Linked DNA regions of Mus musculus: regions 1, 3 and 4 are each linked to region 2. A link is a loop called in an ENCODE intact Hi-C map of the cell type or tissue named here. Cell type or tissue: heart. All regions are shown on one strand. Region 1 overlaps Rassf5 (Ras association (RalGDS/AF-6) domain family member 5). Region 2 overlaps Ikbke (inhibitor of kappaB kinase epsilon). Region 3 overlaps Gm51643 (a long non-coding RNA gene). Region 4 overlaps Fcmr (Fc fragment of IgM receptor).

Region 1 (5,000 bases), 79 kb before region 2:
CCTGTGCTTATAGAAGAGCAGCCGCAGCTGAGGATACACCTGTGCTTATAGAAGAGCAGCAGCAGCTGAGGATACACCTGTGCTTATAGAAGAGCAGCCGCAGCTGAGGATACACCTGTGTTTATAGAAGAGCAGCTGCAGCTGAGGTCTTCACTTTGGGGCTGGACGTGCTCCCCAGAGGCAGGTGGAGGACACCTCTCATGAGCTGTGTGACGTCAGGTTTCAAGCTCCACCCTGCTGCCCACCTTCTCATGAACCAGTATACCGAGCATACTCTGCACACCTCTCAGTTGGCTCTAGCTGGTCAGGCTGAAGCCTCCGCTGGGAGAAAGGACTGAGACTCCAAGCTCCTTGAGCACAAGGGAGGATTTCACGGTGGGCCTGGTCTAATCCCCACACTAGATAATAAGAACCTATGGTCCACAGAGAGAGAGAGAGTGGGGGAAGCAGTTCTGGAGCTGGCACAGCAGAGTGCAGACGACAGCTGCTCCAACTCTCCCAGCCCCAGGCCTGCGGCCCGCAGAGAGCACAGCCTTCAGTGCACCCTTCACTAACACGCCTTTGTAGACTCGAGACCACCCTGAGCTGTCCTGGTTGAAATGAATGTAGAGCCCTATCTGCCCTGGTCTTCCATGACTCCATTGACCAACCCCCCCCTCTCCCCCCAACTCCTCCAAACAACAAAAACAACCCCACTCTGAGCCTCTCCTCCATTCCATCACTCCCTAAAGACCGCATCCCAAGTATTCTGGGCTTGGAAGATTTCTGCCTGATTTGACAACATTTTTGCCAGGAGTCTAACATGGTTAGACCCCCTTTGGAGAAAGGAAGTCAGCATTTTAGGAGAGAAAGGTGGTTCAAAACTGTCTATGTCTAGTAGAGCCCAGAGTTTGAGCTTACTGGGCCTTAGGAAAAACTAGGTGGGGCCTGAACACAGTTTCTGTGTTTGACACCCACCCCCATGCCAGCCCTATTTCCACAAAGCAAATGAAATCCTTCCCACAGGCTTTGCCCTGTGCAGGTTGTAACTTGCTTCCCTGTGATGCGCGCCCCACTGATGATCCTGGGTTAAATGCTGAGCCTCTGGAAGTCCTGCTGCCCCACCTACACTTTGCAGTTAAGACAGCAGCACCCATCTGGCCAGAACTGGTTTTTGTAAAGGGCCCAGACATACCTCCACCTCTCCAGTTTCATTCTCCTTTAGCACAAAGCTGAGAACATCGGTGTCAGGCCCAGCGAGCAGACGAAGGTAGAGAGGATAGTCAGCAATGGAGAGTTTCTGGAAGAGCACTGCAAGCAGAATGAAGGGCTGGGTGCTCATCTCAAATGAGGACAGGGTGGGGTCGGGCTCAGAAATGCACAGGTTGGCCAGATGACTGGAAATAGTCATGGTGGTTCTAATGGGCGTGGACCTGACACGGCAGTGGTGGCTCTGAGCCTTCCATCCATTCCTGCCATTTGAGAGGCACTACCTTCATTCCCATATGGCAAAGTTTAGCCATATTTCCATTTACAACATCTTCCAGAGGAAGAGGAGCAGTGGGCGGACTCCTTCCCATTATAGAGATTAGGAGCCCAGAGCCCAGGGTGTGTCTTTCCTGTGTGTGCATGGAGCTGGGCACAGTAGGCATGAGCTGCCTGGTCCTGCCCAGAGCCTGTGCTTGGCCCTTCCATGAATCCTGCTGCCTGGAAGCCTACACTTCCCACCCAGGACTGATAGTGAGGTTTAGTGACTGTGGGCATTAGCAGACTAGGGAGAGGTCAGAAACTCATACCTTGTCCATCTTTGTGTATCCGCTTAAAAAGTGCAAACTTCTGTGGGTTGTCCACAACCATGAACTTCTTGAGCAGCCCCTGGATGACCTCACTAACCGTGGTGGTGCTGCTGATATGTAGCTGCTTGATGGCATCGAGTGGCAGGTAGAAGGAAGTCCGCTTGTCTGTGGTGGCTGCAGGGTTCACTTCCTTAATGGCATCATAGATGGACTGGGGCCGGATCCCAGCGGGCACCGTCACTGGCCGTCGGAGCTTCAAATGCACTTTGATGAAACCTGTGTAGGTGCCATCTTCACTCTGCAAGTGGGAGGCACTGCTGATTCTGTCTGCCCAGTTCACTCTGGGTTGTAAACTACAGAAGACCTGACAGGTTACTCCATCCAGCCTGCCTGAGTCCCTTCCCAAGTCTCCTGTCTAGAAGTGCAGGAGGAAGTTCACTCTCCTCATGGGCCAGGAAGTTTTTAACTAGGCCACTCCAACCCTTTACCAGATAGGTGCCAATGGCCTTTGTTGGGTCTCATTCTAAAGGCAGAGCCTGCAGCCTCCTCTCTACCTCTGAGGGCATCAAAGCCCTCAGAGACCCAGCCCAACTCCAGCCTGACTGATAGCTGCATTTTCTGAGGCTCTTGAGTGACTTGGAAGCCCCAGGGAGCCAGTTGCTGCCAGTCACCAGCAGGGGGCAGGGCTCGCCTGATGTCACCACTTAAAGACAACTGTACATGTCAAGATCTCTTAAGCACGGGCTTGGGCGTGGAGATCTCTATTTCATACTGAAGTAAGGAGAGGTTAAAGTTTGCCAAAGTAGCCAGAGAGTGAATGGAACAGAGGTTGTATCTGGAGTCTATTCTAGAGCCCATTCCATTTCTCTGGATCCCTGAGGTCACAGAAAGCTGGGCCTGGACAAAGGAGAGTGAGCTGTAAGGGAGTCGTAGTTCCTGTGGAGGCAGGGCTGAAAAGATGTTGGGTAGGGATGGACAGGCTCTGCTTACCAGCTTCATGCCCAGGCAGTGCTTCTCCCTGCTGTTATAGCTGTCAATCTTCTGCTTGATCTCCTGTATCGTGGGCGGGTGCTGTGTCTCCTCCACTGCCTTACAGACATTCTGGAACAGACAGGTGGCAATGTGTACAGTGGCTTTCAGGATACAGAGGGCAGTAAGCATACCTCCCAAATGCCCCTCTGGCTAAGAAAGAAGTGCCAGCATGAGCAGTAAGAGGCCAGCCACTCAAATCTCTCTCAGCCTCAAGCTTCCTCACCTATGACATGGAAATAATACCTAGCCCAGACTGGCTGAGAGACCAGTGTCTGTATGCCCCATACCTAGGCACTGGCCATCAACTCGGTGAGTGGGACGTGGCCTGTCCGTGTCCAAGAAGCGATAAGCTACAAAGGTGTGAGTGAGTACATGCTAAAAAACGATAGCCAGGGACCAAGGGCACATCCCGCCTGCCAGTCAGCTCATGTCACTGGCAATAAGCTTTGCTCATAACATGTGATGATTTGTCAAGTGAATGAACTGTTAGGGACAGTTCATTCAGGCACCTCCTCTATACACTAAGGATTCAGCTATCTCCACATCTCACAGACCCAAACTTCCTGATTCCTGATTCTCCAGGTGAGAACACTGGGACTCTGCATTTACCAGCTCAATACCCCCATCCCCATGTGCAGAACAAGCCAGAAATCCCACACCTGTCCTGCTGTGGTCTCCCCGCATCACATGATTCGATCTGACAGAGTTCCCTGCTTTATCTGTGACCCGCCAGGAAAATGGAAGAAGGAACTTAAGGTCAGTATCCCTTGCAGTATGGTACCGGTGGATTCTGAGATCTCCACAGGTCTTTTTCACAGGTCCGTTCTCTGGACTTCCCTCATGTTCAGGGTCATTTCCCAGTTTGTCTTAATGCTCCCCAAAGTGGCTTGGAGTGCAGGGAGCCGGTAGGTGAAAATTCTCCCAGAATTATTCTGATCTTAGAAACCCAGCAGACTTGGGCAGTCAGGAATCATCTCTAGTACATCAGACAGCAGATGCCCAGAGAAGGATGACTCGACAGCATCTGATACCTGCTTGGGGTTTGGTTTGAAGAATTTTACAACGGTTTCCACATCACACTGTCCCCACCACCAAGTGAAGCACAGTGGGGTGCTCACCAACAGAGCTCATGCCTGGCCTTTCCCTTCAGCATGCCCATTTGTAGGACTTCATCACACGCACAGCACATCAGCACTTCCTCCTCCCACTCGCCAATCCTATAGGGCACAGGAAACTGCCAAGAGCAGTGGGCATTGCTGGGTCTGTATGGCTCCACCTTCCCAGCCCTCCACAGAGACGAGCCGACATCCTCTTTCATTCGAGGCTCTTGCATGGTCTGCTCCTGTGCACTTTTCACCCACAGCTCCTGATGGTAACTACTGGGTTGGTGGTCCAGATACCTTCTCTGACACACTACCTATGGCATTCCTATTGTAAGATCATGAACATAGAAAATAAATATGCTGATAGCCCATTGCTAGTGAGTAGCCAAGTAGGAGCAAGAATGAAGTCCATATAAGCATGGAGTCAAGTTCTCAACTGAGCATGTGGCCACCCTAGGGCAGCCCCTTCTGCTATCGGGATCAGCACCCCACCACACCAGTAATGGTCACTGAACTTTAACACTGCAGGCCTGGGATGAACAGATGATAAAACAAGACCTGGCCTGTGGAACATTCATCTAAGCTGGCCTATCAGTGGGTCCAGCTCTAGGCATCCCAGTGGGTTTTGCATCATCTATGAAGCTGGCAAAGAGGGACTCCTAACATCTGGAGTGAGGGCAGCTGGCAGGATGTAGGGGCCTGCCAGTATGTCCTCTTACTTGATCTTGAAGAATGCCCAAGAGAAAATAGTTGCTGGGACATCTCCTGTTTGCTTAAAGTGCATAACTCACGTGAGCCTCACAGGCTGTCTTCACCTGACTCATTCATCTGGAGGCTTCCAAACGGATTCCTCTCATTTGTCTTCACTTCTGGGACTCTCCATTTCCAGTCTCCACATGCTGGATACCTCTCTATGGACCAGATGTGCCTGGCTATGGCCCTGCCTTGCTCTCTGGTCATTTCAAGTCAGAATGGGTAGCTGGGTGGCTGCTGTTTTAGCCTTCATTCTACTCATCTCAGGCAGGCTGACTGTCATTCCTGGGACATTCTCATATTCATCTACAAAAAAAGAATTAAGTGATGGAAAACT
Region 2 (5,000 bases):
AAGGCTTGGGAGAGAGAGGGCCTTCCAGGCTAGTGCATCTCTGTGAGTAATGACAGGCCACACTAGAGCATTTATGTGGGGAGTGTCCGTGCCTCTGTTTCCATAACAGAGTAAGGGCAAGACTTGAGAATTCTAACTTCAAATCGGAACGCACACAAGGAGGGACATTTCCCCATTGCACAGAGGAAATCAAGTCCCAGGTCCATTAAGCCAACAGTGAGCTCTCTACTCTGGATACACATTAGGATTATGGGGTTAGCTTTTAAACTACTGATCTGATAGCTAAGATCTGCCTAGGCCCATCAAATCAGAGTGTCGGGGATTGCCAGGCATTGCATTCTAGAGTGAGGGGAGAGGAACTGAGCCCATGACAGGCCCGCAGGCTACACAGCATATGAGGAAACCGACCTTCCTTCTCAGGGGCCCCGTGGGCCTGTTAGAAAAAGGAGTCCCAAATTTGAGGGATGGAGTGTTAGTGGGGACTGCCCGGCCTGCTTCCCTGCCTCCCTGTTTCTCCTCCCCAGGGGAGCTGCTGTTCTCCCTAGAGAGAAGAGACCCATTACGACAGACAGCACAGCAGGTGAAATCCAGATTTTTTAGGGGCATCCTCGCCTATGTTCTAGCCCCAAGCCTGCTACCTATTAGCTCTGTGGCATTAAGGAGAGACCAGTACTTTGAGCCTGGGTCCTCTCATCTGAAAAAGGAGATGGTAGCACTGGCTGTGTGAACACTGGGGAACTGAAAAAGCACATTTGTAGAAGTCACCCAGCATTTCGACCGGCCACCGTTTCTATACTTCTCACTAGGTCCTCTCTTACTGAGCAGAGCCCATGTTTTGCAGTCTGGAAGGGCTGGGCCAGCCTAGCCCAAGGTCCTCTGTAGTATGGAAACCCTGGGCCAGCCCAGGCTCCTTGAGTTCAGAGAGAGGAAGGGCTAGGCTGCTTACCTCATCCGCTTGCCGTGTGTGACCAGCGACACCTGATACGTCTGCACACACTCCTCCTGGAACACCTGCAGCAGCCTCTTGGCTAGATGACTGAAATTTACCCTGGAAGGACAGAGACCCCATGGACCGGGGTGAGCAGCCAGAGCCACCTGCATGCAGACTTAGCCCATCCACCACCCCTCTGCCCCAAGCAGGGGCAGATCTCAGGGAAGAGAGGATGACCATACACTTGGGTCCTAAAGCCCAGAGGCCAGAAAAAGCCACGTGTACCAATAAGGAGACAGGGGAGGCCAATACAATGGTTAATGAACACATCCACTCTCAACTTGATCCCTGGGAGAAAATAAGGACACGGAGCCCTGGAGAGCACAGGTGTGTGCACATGTGTGTCTGTGTATGCATGTAGGAGTTAGAGGTGCTATAGCTCTGGGAGGGAAAAAAAATCTCCAAATAGCCACCAGACCAGGGAGACCTCATGGAAGATGTGGGTGTCCAAGAAACAGTATCTATGAGATGCTAGGCAGGCCCATGGTCAAAAGGTCAAAAGCAGGGAGGGGGAAGGAACCAATCAGTGAGAATAATTAGAGAGAAAAATCCTATAAACTTGTTCATGCTGGGAATAAAGCCAGTTACTTCAAGGCTGATTGTGAGAAACCTCTGACTCAGCTGTGACCCTATATAACAAGGCTCGGATAGTTACGACCTTCACCCAGCCATGGCCAAGGGTAAGTGCTTCACTATTTCCCACCTAGAATAAAGATTCACTCCATCCCGATGAGCTCCTCCCTCCTGCCCACCTGCCTGATGGGAAGGGGACCACTCACTTATCCAGCTTGTGGATCTGCTCCTCATTGTAGCTGAGCCCTGAAGGAAACAGATGGGGATGGCGTCACCACTCAACTAGTCCGGGAACCAAGTTAAAAAGATGAAGAACAGCCTAGGGTGGGGACCATTTTATGGGATCTCAGGCCTAGGGGAGCCCGCGGGGATGAGGAAATGGAACATCAAGTAACTATGACAACACTGCTGTTGTGGACAAAAGACTGAATATAATTTTGGTAAAAAGGAGCTGAGGAGAAATGCTTTGGGGCTCCAGAGCGAGGCGAATCTTGCTGGGTGGGCGGGTGTGTGTACGGGAGATGTTGCAGGTGGGAACGCTGGGTGAGATGTTAGCGTAGCTTCGGCCCTGCATCCTCCACCCTCCCCAGCTGGCAGCTGGTTGGCTCCATCCCTGGAGTCTCTCACAGGTAGGCCACCACCTTCTAACTGTCCCTCTTTGCCCAGCAGCTTTTTTCAGAAGGAACAGCTTTGGGTAGAAGTGCCCGTGCCTAGATCGAGGCTACTGCCGACGACCTTAAAGCTCTTGCAACGAGGAGAGACTGCCCCCTGCTGGGCTTTGAGGAAATTGGTTTCCCAAGTTGCAGTAGCTCCAAGGTTAAGAGCAGCGGGTCTCAGCCCCTTTGGGGATGACTGCCCTTTCACGGGGGTTGCCTAAGACCGTTGGAAAACACAGATATTCACATAAAGTTACACCCGTGGAGTGGTAACAAGAATAATCGTATGGTCTGGGGTCACTGCAACCTGGGAGGCTGTATTAAAGGGTCGTAGCGTTAGGAAGGTTGAGAGCCACGGATTAAGAGGATTCTGGTTTGCGCTTCCACTTTCCCATCCCACCACCCCAGGAGTGGGGTCCTCTTCCTGGGCCTGCACTAGCGAAGGCCGAGGAACCTGAACACACTCCAGCTCTACCTCCTAGCACCAGGCAGCTGTGAACAAGCGAGTTGGCTCGGGTAACCGTCGTGTGCACACATGGATGCCTATCCGGATCACAGGGGAGTGCCCTGGAGCCTGCGGAGCAGCCTTCCAGAATGGCAGCGTGCAACACTCCTGGCACCTGGGGCTGTCCACATTCTAATAAAATACTCTGTGAGAGCAGTACATATAGACACTCTTGAGGCTATGAAATGGGATGGTTAAAAGAAGCTGGACGCAGAATGATTGCACTAACTAGCTGTTCTGTGCCTGTTTCCTAAACTATAAAATGAGGAAAATTGTGACACAGAGAGGATTATTGTTGATGATCATTTTTGAGACAGGGTCTCTCTACATAGCCCTGGCTGGCCTTGAACTCACTATGTAGACCAGGCTGGCCTCAAAATCACAGATATCCACCTGTCTTTGCCTCTTGAAAGCTGGGATCAAAGGTGTGTGCCACCACACTCGGCAGTGCATAGAGTTTTATGAGCACTAAATAATTCAAAGACTTATGGAGTCCTATTTAGGTTGGTGCCTAACATCAAGGCGAGGCTTTAAAGCTTAGGTGGCGAGAATATGGTGTTCCAGACGTGGAGGTAAACTGAACTTCCTCACACTCCTAAGCCACAGCAGTGGCCAGCTGGGCACAACACCTTGGCTGAGTCCCACATCCTGCCGCTTCCAAGGACAGGGGGATGTGCCTTTCCCATGCCCTCTGAGGCCAGGATCCCAGGGAAGGCCCCAAAGGAAAGAGATGACATGTTCTGAAGATCTCCATGTCCTCATTAATGACCACAGGACACTGGTGACCATGGTGACTGAAGACCTGGATTTTTAATTTAATGTACTCAATTAATGTAGAATTGAAAACTGAAGCAAGTAAAATTTTTCCACTAAATAGAGCTTTTTAATTGTGTTAAGGCATATCACATTTACTGAACATTTATCTTCTAGACAGAGATATAAAGTATATAAACTACACATGGGATTTTGAAAATTTAGCATGAAAAGGAGCATAAAATATCTCTTTAGTGGTTTTGTTTATATTAAGTATATGCTGAAATGACATTAGGATGTATTGAATTGAATAAAATTTATTAAATTACTTTTGCCCATTTTTTTCTTTTTAATTTGGCTGTGAGAAAGCTTAAATTGCACATATGGCTAGATATTATATTTCTCCTGACAGTGCTTTATAGATTATCCTGGGGCCAGAAGAACCTTAGGCAATGAGGCAGATATGGAAATGTTTGGAGCATAGGGTGGAACAGGACGTGAGCTCTAATATGTCAGCTCGCTAGCTAACTGGGGCTTTTATTCCCAGGCTTCTCCAACTTTGTCCCCACCCCTTCCCACATTCAATCCTTACCCTGACTACTCCACCCTCATCCAACTCAGACAAGCTGGTTTCCTTCCTAAGCCTATGAAGGGTTGCCCTTGCCCAGAAGGTCTTTGTGGACATTAGCAATAACATAAGAAATCTCCTAGTCCAGGAACTCTAATGGGGATTCCTTCTGATCCTCATTCCCAGATGAACTGGCTCTTTTGGTGGTCTACAGACATACTAGAGGGGCTGGGAAGATGGCTCAGTAAGTGCAGTGTTACTGCAATGTGTGGACACTAGAGCTCACCCATGGAATGTTGGGCAGGTGTTGTGGCCACCCATGAGCCCAGTGCTAGAGAGGTAAAGACAGGAGATCCCCAAAACAAGCTGGCTAGCTACATTAGTCAGAATGGTGAACTCTGGGTTCAAGTATGAAGACTCTGCCTCAAGATATAAAGTGCAGAGCAATTGAAGAAGAAGCCAAGCATCAGTCTGTGGCCTCCACAACATGTAAACACACATGCATTCATGCACACACAAAACACACACACACACACACACACGTGCACACACACATGTACACACGCACACACAAAACACATGTGCACACATGCACACACACATGTACACACACATGCACACACACATGTACACACACATGCACACACATGTACACACACACACACACACACACACACACACACACACACACACACGCACACACGCACTCGCGCGCGCCAAAACCAAACCAAATGAAACTAAAGGGTTTCTTTTCAGGCCCCTTTCCACATTACTCCAGCTCACTGTATCCTGTATCCACATCTCCTGAGCTTCTATCATGACACTCGGGTACAATGTCTCTCAGTGGCCTACAGACAATGTGCAGGCAGAGACTCTTCCTGCCTTAGACCAACAGAACCCCAACAAACAAAGCCTCCCTCCAGCAAAGCCAAGGAGATGGAAGGGAAAAGAGAA
Region 3 (5,000 bases), 140 kb before region 2:
GAGATAGGAGCTTCAGTTGAGGAAATGCCTCCATGAGATCCAACTGTAAGGCATTTTCTCAATTAGTGATCAAGGGGGAAAGGCCCCTGTGGGTGGGACCATCTCTGGGCTGGTAGTCTTAGGTTCTATAAGAGAGCAGGCTGAGCAAGCCAGGAGAAGCAAACCAGTAAAGAACATCCCTCCATGGCTTCTGCATCAGCTCCTGCTTTCTGACCTGCTTGAGTTCCAGTCCTGAATTCCTTGGTGATGAACAGCAGTATGGAAGTGTAAGCCGAATAAACCCTTTCCTCCCCAACTGCTTCTTGGCCGTGATGTTTGTGCAAGAATAGAAACCCTGACTAAGACAGGTGCACATCTAAATATCATGTCTTCTGCCCCTTTCATGAGTCTGGAGACAGATGTGGGAGGTTTCGTTTAGAATGTAAGAGAAATAGTCATGCCAGTGACTGGGAAGGAGGCAGGGGAATTCAATAGAATACAGCAATGAACAAACCACACCTCCACCCAGCAGAAAAGAAACCTTTTTTTTTTTTCATATTTAATCAACACAAATGAGGTCATGGCTCAGAAAATGGGGAGCATTCTTAGTTCTTAGGAACTGATGCCCCAGAAAAGGAGCCAATAGGAAAGGAAACCAAGCTGTCTCTGGTATTCTCAGAGGAAGGGAGGGAAGAAGGGATGGAGGAAGGGAGGAAGGAAGACCTAGTACTACTGAATTTCCTTCTCTAAAGTAAAGAATCTCTGTGCCATAAGGTGTCCCCATCTGTGACTTAACCCAAACAACCAAACAAGCCAAGTGATTAGCAAGGGCCAACATTAGCATTTGAACCCAAATCTTTCTGGCTCCAAATGCATGCCCTTTGGCATCTCTTTATGACCAAGGACAGCCAGAGTCTCTTTTCTGGGGACAGCTCTCTATTTGTACAGACAGATGCCCTCCTTTATATGGAGTAGCAAATTTCTGTCTGGCCCAGAGCTAGGGTATAAAGATTAGCTGTGGCTCTGCTGTGGAAAGGGATGATATCGACCCCTACAGATGTTGTGACTGCAGGACAGTGAAGAGGCCACAGCCTTGCCTGTTGTTAGGATCTGGAGAAGCCTGGAGTGTGGTGTGGTGGCCACCAATTATCTGCTCAAGGCACCAAGAAATTACAGAGTGACTCCAGCAGTTTCTCATACAGACTTAAGCTGAAGACAGGCCTTGTACAGTTTCTGTGGAGAATAGATGAAACTTCTAGAGACAGGGCATCCTGAGAGCTGCACAACTCTGTGCTACTCAGGGCAGATTCGTGCCCTGTAAAACAACGATAAAGCTCATGTTATATGTTTTGCTATAGCAAAAAAGAAAAAAATGTTGAAAGTAACCTCAAAAATTAACTTTAAAATTTGTATTACATTTGTATCTATTTCTTGTGTGTGTGTGTATGTGTGCATACAAATACGGACATACATAAGCCACAGGTGCACATACATGAGCCACAGCACACATGTGGAGTTAGAAAACAGCTTTCTGGGATCTATTCTCTCCTTCTATCCTATGGGATAGATGGGATCAAATTCACGTTGTCAGGTTTGGCAGCAAGTGCCTTAACCTACAAGCCATCTCAACAACCTGAAGTCAATGCTTTAAAACTTGTAATATACTATGCAATTCTACTTTCAAACATACGCCTACTGGAGAGGGGAGTGGAGTGGGGGGGGGAGCATGGGACGGAAGGTGGGGGAGGGGACACTAAGAAAGGGGAGAGAGGAAAGAAGGGGAGATGAAGAGGGAGGGGGAAGGAAGGGGGAGGAGGAAAGGGGGAGGAGGGGAGGAAGGTATGGGAGGGTGGGGAAGGAGAAGAGGGGTGGGAAGGAGGGGAGGGAGAAGAATGAGAGGAGGGAAGAAAAAGGAAGGGGGAAGACAAAGGAGGCAGGAGGATGAGGGGAGGAGGAGTGAGCAGGGAAACGGGGAAGAAGAGGAGCAGAGGGGAGGACTCTCTGCCATTTCTGGTGCCTGAAAGCAATAGCTAGACCTTGGTCTGCAAGCTCAAAAACAAAAGAAACTCAGCCACAGAGTGTCTACCTAAAGGAGAACATGAATTGGTTCCACAGGGTTGTTTCTCATCCATGGCACCCAGTATCTGGCAGATACAGGATTCCATCTAGTGAGAAGTCTAAGGACAAACCTCCAGGATGAGGATGGCTCTGTGGTTGTAAGAACCATGGCAAGTGGGCACAGACATCTTGGAGTGTCTTCACAGTTTATGTGCCACAATCCCAGGTCCCTCGTCCTTTCCTGACAGCCAACCTTGGACAGCCGGTAAAGTAATGCGTGATCGGGTTGAAAGAAGGCTGTCACCCAGGAGGAGCATGGAGTACAGGACCAGGCATGAATGCCAGAGATGCTGGCTTTGAGCAGAGAAGACCACTCCCTGGCATCAGGACCAAAAGCAGAGCTCTCGGTCAGTGGTTAATATCCTTCCTCCCAGCCTCCCCAGAGCATGGGTATGGAATCTAGCAATTCTTCAGGTTCCAGCTAAGCTGCACGAAGGTGTTACAAAAGGCCATTTCTTCTCCTTGGAGGAGAGCCAAAAGGAAAAGTGACACACACAGCCTTCATCCTGGAGTCAATGAAATCATAGCTCACATGAGCCTGCAAAATGAGAAAAATGCCCTTGGCTTGGGACTAACCATCAATGAGGGGCGGAGGGGGAAAAGAAGGGAAGAAAGGGGGAGGGGAAACTAGAAAGAGCTGAGATCGATCCTTAATTCACACATCAGGCTCATATTCGTTTGTTTGGAGTTTTGGGAACAAACTGTATCACATAGAGAATGGCTGAATAAACTAATGAAGTGCGTCTGGTAAGCTTATCCCTATGTGCACCACCAGGGGGAGCACTTGTTCCACACCGCTGGTCTTTTATGCACTATGAAGCCGCTGGTTAAGGGCATAAATTCTGGGTTCTAAGGGCCTTTTTTTTTTTTTTTTTTTTTTTTTTTTTTAAAGATTTATTTATTTATTATATGTAAGTACACTGCAGCTGTCTTCAGACACTCCAGAAGAGGACATCAGATCTTGTTACAGATGGTTGTGAGCCACCATGTGGTTGCTGGGATTTGAACTCTGGACCTTCGGAAGAGCAGTCGGGTGCTCTTACCCACTGAGCCATCTCACCAGCCCTCTAAGGGCCTTTTAACACCACCACCACCACCACCCCTTTTGTCCAAGAGCTGCCTGATTTTACTTTGTGCACGTCACCCTGTTTTCAGATAAGGAAAATATCTGACCCCGGGGAACTGGCAGTTTCTCCCACTCTTAAGGGCTCCAGAAATAGAGTCCTCACCTCACTTGGCGGCAATCCCAACCCTTTCTTGCTGTGGGATGTTTCCTGTCCACAGACCCCTAAGACGGGAGCTAGACAAGCAGGTGCCTCCACAGGGACCACACATTCGAGCCTGAGGAGGAAGTAGCCTGCTTTCCCGAGGCCTGGAGCCTCTTCTCTGCCCCTGCCCCAGCCGCAGACCCCCTACCAACCCTCCTCACCCACCAGCTCTCCCCAGTGCCTGGCCAGCACCTAGGAGCAACAGCCAGACTGTGGTCCCCGCAGGCTGCAGCGTGCCTTTGTCTGGGCTCACAAAAACCACATTTAGAACCGACTCCCACTTCTGATGCCCCCAGCGCATCTGTCTTTGCTTCGTTCCATCTGGCGATCTCAGAGGAATGGCTAATTAAATTGAAATGAGCTGGCCTATTTTTAGTGTTCTTCAGCTATCAGGCCTGGGGGGAATAGCCACAACGTTTGGAAAAGAACACCAGGAAGACTGAAAATCTCTGGAGCTGCATGCTGTTTCTAGGATTATCAGCTCCCAAGTCCCACCTGCCTCGGCAGGGTCCATCCGGTTCTCCTGTTGTCCTGTTTGAGGATGGGGCCAAAGTTGGAGGAAGGACGCTATGATTTAGATACAGCTTAGGTGTGGCACCTCCTGTGTTGCGAGTCTAGTAAGGTAACGGGCGGGCGCCGAGACCTTGAGAGAGTGCACTTGGATCACTGATGCTGTGTCTTCAGCTGCTTTCACAAACCCCTCATTTGGTCTAGTGTGAGGTCATTATGAACAGGCAAGACGAGCCTCGGCCCTAGGTGCTGTCTAATCAATACATCTCTCTGTCTCAAAGTCACAACTGTAATGGAGCTAACTCACCCAGGAGTGTCAGCCAGAAGCTCAACATACAACACTGCCCTGCTCCCTGACTTACAGCTCCCCCATTTATAAAGTTCACAGCCTCCCTCATTTTCCTATAGTACCTGAAAGTGACTAGTAAACAGGCTTCCTGGGTGCTCTTGATCCACCTCATCCTAGAACCAGAGACACATTCAGCTCAGTGAGCCTTGACAGCTTGATGCCAAGTCAGAGCTGTGATGAGCTTTAGATGACAACAGGTTTGTGCAGAGAGGAGGTGAGGAAGGGGAGGTGAGAGGTGGGGTGTGGTAGAGGTGAGGATGGGGAGGTGAGAGGTGGGGGGTGTGGTAGAGGTGAGGATGGGGAGGTGAGAGGTGGGGGGTGTGGTAGAGGTGAGGATGGGGAGGTGAGAGGTGGGGGGTGTGGTAGAGGTGAGGAAGGGGAGGTGAGAGGTGGGGGGTGTGGTAGAGGTGAGGATGGGGAGGTGAGAGGTGGGGGGTGTGGTAGAGGTGAGGATGGGGAGGTGAGAGGTGGGGGGTGTGGTAGAGGTGAGGATGGGGAGGTGAGAGGTGGGGGTGTGGTAGAGGTGAGGAGGGAGAAGAGAGAGGTGGGGTATGTGGTAGAAGTGAGGATGGGGAGGTGAGAGGTGGAGGTGTGGTAGAGGTGAGGAGGGGGGGTAAGAGGTGGGGTATGTGGTAGAAGTGAGGATGGGGAGGTGAGAGGTGGATCCCATCCCAGGTCCTGGATGGTACTTGTGCAAACATTGCTTCCTGCTAGTGAATTGGAAAAGCCATCCCTCTACTGCCACGTTAGGACCCCCTCTGGTTCCTTGTCTGCAC
Region 4 (5,000 bases), 380 kb before region 2:
TGCCTCCAATAGAATACCCAGAACCATTCTGGGAAGATGAATGGACCTCTGAGCGGCCAAGATGGTTGCACAGATTTCTGCAGCACCAGATGCCCTGGCTCCACGGGAGTGAACATCCCAGCTCTTCTGGAGTCATAGCCAAAGGTGAGCTCATCAAGTCAAGAGCGCGAGAAGAGGGAGACTTGTTTTGTTCAATTCATAAGGCAGTTAGCAAAGCTGAAGGGACTTTCCCATGCTTTTTCCTTGGGAAGGACCTTCATCTGACAGCTAAGAGGCCAGGCCCTAGTTGGAGGAGTCACATACCACCACTAGGTGGCATACAAGTAACAAAGTGCCCAATTCACAAACCCCAGGTCCTATTTGAATGACTAGAAACCAAGACTGGGCAGACGTTTGCCAACTGGAGGTCAGTATGTTTCCTGCTACCTGCAGGGGTGTCTTCTACCTGCTGGTAATTAGTGGTTTTAACAACTCTATTTAGCAATTAAAAGATGATTATCTACTAACATTCCCATGCATCTTAACATATACTGGTGAGTTAGGTACGTTAATTGAACATTGCTGCACTAGGAGGCCTTGCTGGGGTCAAAAGAAACAGTGTAACTGGGCAGATCATAGATCCATGAGTGTGACTGACTGGGATGAAATTGGGAAGAATATATGAGCACAGAAGAGCAAGGTACTCCCCATGTCCAGAAGACAGTAAGCCTGTGAGGTCAGGGAAGGCATCCTGGAGAAAATATTTAAAGTATGTATGCATGCATGCATGAAAGTTTTTTGTGTAGTTAGAGCACTATAAAGGCATTTGTGGCCACAAGGACTACAAAAACAGGTGGTGTGTATGGGCAAAAGGGGAGAAGTGATTGTGGGTGGAAGAGGAGACCCACTTCTCCTGGAGACTGGAGAGCACAGCATATCTCCCACTGATGTAAGCTTTCCCTTCCCTCTTGAAGTTACCACGCCAACTCCAAAGACTGAGGCCCCTCCGGTTCACCAGCCCTCCAGCATCACTTCAGTAACCCAACATCCCAGAGTTTACAGAGCATTTTCTGTGTCAGCTACCAAGTCCCCAGCGCTCCTGCCAGCAACCACAGCCTCAAAGACTTCCACTCAGCAAGCAATCAGGCCCCTAGAGGCCAGCTACAGCCACCACACCAGACTTCATGAGCAAAGGTAAGAAGGGCTTCTATGTTTAGTGCCTGTGTACTAAGAGCCCTGAAGTCATCCTATATCCTTCTCAGCTTTGTCTCCAGAAACCCTCTGAGAAATGCTCTGCTTTTGAGTGTTCTGTATAAATGCATTAGTCTTATCATCAAAGAATATGCTTTGTTGTTGTGGGTCTCCCTGCCCTTGTGGACATCAGCCAATTCTGTCCACAAGGGCAGTGGAAGCAGAGGCATCGAGATGGGAGGGGATTTGGAAGCCCTGTGAGTACATACAGTGACTAGCCACACTGGAACCAGCTATCAGGAGGCAGATCAACTTTATTTAGGGTGATTCAAGGCTTATAAAGTTTTGAGGGACTGAAAGTAGAAAAATCCAAAATAGGCAAAGGTCATTGGCTGGGGGCTTACCTGGATACCTCACTAGCATGGGGAAGCATTTTAGGAATCTCAGGTTCTGGCTGAACGAGATTTATCGGGAGAAAGAAAATTGATTCTGCAATCTCATTGAGGCTTCGTGACATTCCTCAGGTAGAAACGTGTGGGTTTAGAATTCCCCAGGTAAGGTCAGTGGGGTTTCTCCTTGAAACCCCACTAATGAAGGGAGTCTCTTATATTACACCAGGCCCAGAGGCTATCCAGTCATGATGGACTTTGACCTTAGTTAGCAGAGTTTTCCCACATGTAGTATTCTTTGCAACTCCCTAGTTCTGATCTTATAGAAAGACTCAGGTCTTTCTATCATACAGATTCATTCAGGCCTGTTGTAATGTATAACTAAATGAGAAAAAGGGTTTAATTAATTTAAAGTAATTAAAAGTATTTACTAATCAATTAGCATTAAAATTACTCTTACTTTTTTTTTCTTTCCTTCTTAATGCTGCTAACACTTTGTGACAAATGTTACTATTGCTTAGCTTGGTTCTAAATATCGGACCTCAATGAACCACTAGGGGGCAGCATTAAAGCAAATGTGTGTGAAACCCCACAAGCAATTTGCCTGAGCAAATACAAAAGAGAAAAAAGGCTATCATTTGGATCCTGTGAGGGAACTGGGGCAATAAAATCTATGTGGCTTCAATGAAACTAGGACTCTTAGTTTCCATCTCAGAAATCCACGTAATAAATGTTTCTTTCATGTCAACTGTGATAAAGACACACAATGTCCAAGTGTGGTTAATACAGGTCTGCCTATGCCAAGGTTTCTAACTGTGGGAATAGAAGCCATATCAGACCCTGCGATGGACTGGCTGTCTTCAATTCTTCCCACCCCCTATGATTTTGGTCAGAACAGTTTTGTGAAAGTCCAAAGTCCATTTCTGATACCCATTTATAACAAAATAAGACTCAGGGAAATTAAAACTCGCTCAAGAGCACAAAACCAGTAAAATGAGGAACTTAAATTTGAACCAAAGACTCCTGACCCCATAAACAAATCTCTTTGGGGATGATGGAGGAAATTCTGTTAACAATGGGTCAACTCGAAATCACCTAAAGAAAGGTGGCCACTGAAGGGTGAGTCTTTAAGTTTCCTTTCCTTGTCTAAGTTCTCTGTCTCTCTCCTTTTTCCCACGGCCAAGGACACGCCACCATGGCCCACACTATGGGAGAGAAGACCGAGGGCTTCACATCCCCATCCCAGAATTTCACATCCTGATTCCGACCTTCCTGGGCTTTCTCTTGCTGGTTCTTTTGGGACTGGTGGTAAAAAGAGCCATTCAAAGGAGGAGAGGTGAGCCACTTGAGGATCTGGGCTGTGGTTGGGAGACCTGAAGTACAAGAGCCCAGAGCATTCAGATCTAGCTCGGATGCCCAGGTAACCGGGATGAGAAATGGAGTCTAAAAATAGTTTGCCCTTGCTCCTGTGCTCTGTACCCTGGGCGTCTAAGTCCAGGCTACAACATTGCCAGGCATCCTAGAGGTGTATAGCCTTCAGTCTGGGAGAAAAGAGGCAGGTGGCCACTGGTGTCTGATGCCATGCCCTTCTCTTTTCTTGGTGACCTCCTGAAGCCTCCTCCAGACGTGCGGGCCGACTAGCGATGAGGAGGCGAGGCCGGGGGGCTTCCCGCCCGTTCCCCACACAGCGCCGGGATGCCTCGCAGAGGCCGCGCTCGCAGAACAACGTCTACAGCGCCTGCCCCCGGCGCGCACGGGGACCAGACAGCTTGGGTGAGCGCACACACTAGCGAGGCGTGGAGACTGGGGCCAGCCGGAAACCGGGGACAGGTGGTGACCAGGCGTGGGAAACCCGGGTCCTCACCGCTTTCTTCTGTCTCATAGGTCCAGCGGAGGCTCCGCTCCTCAACGCCCCAGCCTCAGCGTCCCCCGCTTCTCCGCAGGTAAGCTCCGCCCACCCCGGCCCGTTCAGCCAGGCTCTTCCCCCCCCAACCGGTTGTATCCAGTCCCTAAATTGAAGCCCTCGAAGGCTGGCGCTGCAAAATCTGTGGTTATCTTAGTTACCTGGCAAGCATTTCTTTTCGGATAAATGAATGTTGGATGTCTTTAGTCTAGTAGGGAAGGTACCCCTGCAGCGACTAAGGTGTAAAAAGGACGCTAGGTTTCTAGAAAGCTAGATGGGGTGGAAGCTACTCAGATAGTTTTACCTCTGTGAGAGAGGTATTTCAGACATCTCAGAGAGAGAGAGAGAGAGAGAGAGAGAGACAGAGAGAGAGAGAGAGAGAGAGAGAGAGACAGAGAGAGAGAGAGAGACAGAGAGAGAGAGAGAGACAGAGAGAGAGAGAGAGAGAGAGAGAGAGAGAGAGAGAGAGAGAGAGAGAGAGAGAGAGCCGCGTTATTTAAAGTGCCTGGGCAGAGATGCAGACATTCAACATAGCAGGTATCATTTTGTTCCCCCAAATTAAGGGAACAAACTTTAAGCATTCCCAAAGTCTAAAACATTTGGGCTTTGTAGTCAGAAAACGTGTTAATAAGGGCATCAAATGTGCGTGTGTTAATTAGTGTAAATTAATTAAATACAACAGACCCCCAAACCCTCAGGGTTCAAACCAGAGGGACAGGAAGAAGAGGATTAATCCATGAGGTCATCCAGGGACATTTTGTTCCAACAACTCCAGGCAGCTTTCCTGGTCCATGGTTAGTACTCAACCACCAGAACCAAGTTCTTATTTCTACACACAGAGATGATGGCTTCCTTAGGATCGTGACCCTGCATTCTCATATCTCACTAGTACTTGCCTCCCATTAGCTGCCGTGAAGTCATGTCATGCCTGGCTGGCAATATATTGTTTAAATGATCATATAAAAAGGGAAGAATGCTACCTAGCCCTGTAGTCACCTCCAGCTGTTTGAATGTGCCCCCCACACCTGCCCTCCAAACACAGACATAACCAGTCTTCGCTCACAAGACCCTCTTCTGGACTGCCTCCTGCTGAAAGCTAACCCTGTCTCATTCTCTCAATAAGTGTGTGTCTGTGTGTGTGTGTGTGTGTGTGTGTGTGTGTGTGTGTGTGTGTGTCAAATATACAGAGTATGCTCAATGGCTTATTTCAGTCTTCATATTTCAGTCTTCATAGGGAAAGTTTTCATTTTTTTTTAAACCAAATACGTTGACATTCAGTGGGAGATGTGTTTTTGAAGCAACCTTCTGCTCTTTCTCCTGTTGGTAAAATACAAAATGTAGAAGTCCCTTACAAAGGATGCTTCCTGCATTCAGAGGACTGCCCTTCTAGTTCTTAGAACTTTCATTTAGATGACTGATTGAAGTCTCTGTGGTGGCATTCTTCTGTGGGGATCACAGTCCTGTGCCATGTTAGTCTTGACGTAGCCTGGTCTTCTGAGAATTGCCATGAAGGGGAAGTCTTGGAGTGTCTCACTGGG

The links. Peaks named below come from ENCODE experiments on the same cell type or tissue, not always from the same donor. Only the 100,000 strongest peaks of a DNase experiment are listed, where the experiment ranks them.
Region 1: a loop joins it to region 2, with 6 times the contacts of the local background. A loop is called at or near these places in 24 of 42 quality-filtered maps.
Region 3: it touches region 2 in a loop (7-fold over the local background); 30 of 42 quality-filtered maps call a loop at or near these places.
Region 4: it touches region 2 in a loop (5-fold over the local background); 21 of 42 quality-filtered maps call a loop at or near these places.

The regions. Positions count from the first base shown.
Region 1 is chr1:131,179,379-131,184,378 of GRCm38, forward strand. Rassf5 (Ras association (RalGDS/AF-6) domain family member 5) reads right to left here. Exons shown (of 6, transcript NM_018750.4): 3 at 2,766-2,876; 4 at 1,776-2,073; 5 at 1,175-1,290. It also overlaps a transcript of Eif2d not described here. Among named protein-coding and RNA genes, the nearest start is that of Eif2d, 29 kb to the left of the region's middle. In heart, a CTCF peak has its summit at 2,448 (motif pointing right); a DNase peak (open chromatin) is centred at 2,483; H3K27ac peaks cover 357 bases.
Region 2 is chr1:131,258,236-131,263,235 of GRCm38, forward strand. Ikbke (inhibitor of kappaB kinase epsilon) reads right to left here. Exons shown (of 22, transcript NM_019777.3): 17 at 1,771-1,810; 18 at 947-1,048. All of the region lies in intron 1 of Gm28913 (a long non-coding RNA gene), which reads left to right. Among named protein-coding and RNA genes, the nearest start is that of Gm51644, 15 kb to the right of the region's middle. In heart, a CTCF peak has its summit at 2,339 (motif pointing left); a DNase peak (open chromatin) is centred at 2,341; H3K27me3 peaks cover 2,130 bases.
Region 3 is chr1:131,113,265-131,118,264 of GRCm38, forward strand. It overlaps Gm51643 (a long non-coding RNA gene), which reads left to right. Exons shown (of 2, transcript XR_003947991.1): 2 at 2,286-2,643. Among named protein-coding and RNA genes, the nearest start is that of Gm51643, 3.0 kb to the left of the region's middle. In heart, a CTCF peak has its summit at 2,852 (motif pointing right); a DNase peak (open chromatin) is centred at 3,327; H3K27ac peaks cover 2,007 bases.
Region 4 is chr1:130,875,010-130,880,009 of GRCm38, forward strand. Fcmr (Fc fragment of IgM receptor) reads left to right here. Exons shown (of 8, transcript NM_026976.3): 3 at 13-144; 4 at 954-1,173; 5 at 2,744-2,895; 6 at 3,174-3,332; 7 at 3,444-3,502. Among named protein-coding and RNA genes, the nearest start is that of Il24, 9.9 kb to the right of the region's middle. In heart, CTCF peaks have their summits at 301 (motif pointing right) and 2,108 (motif pointing right); no DNase peak of the experiment used is centred here; H3K4me3 peaks cover 1,019 bases; H3K27ac peaks cover 521 bases; H3K27me3 peaks cover 2,441 bases.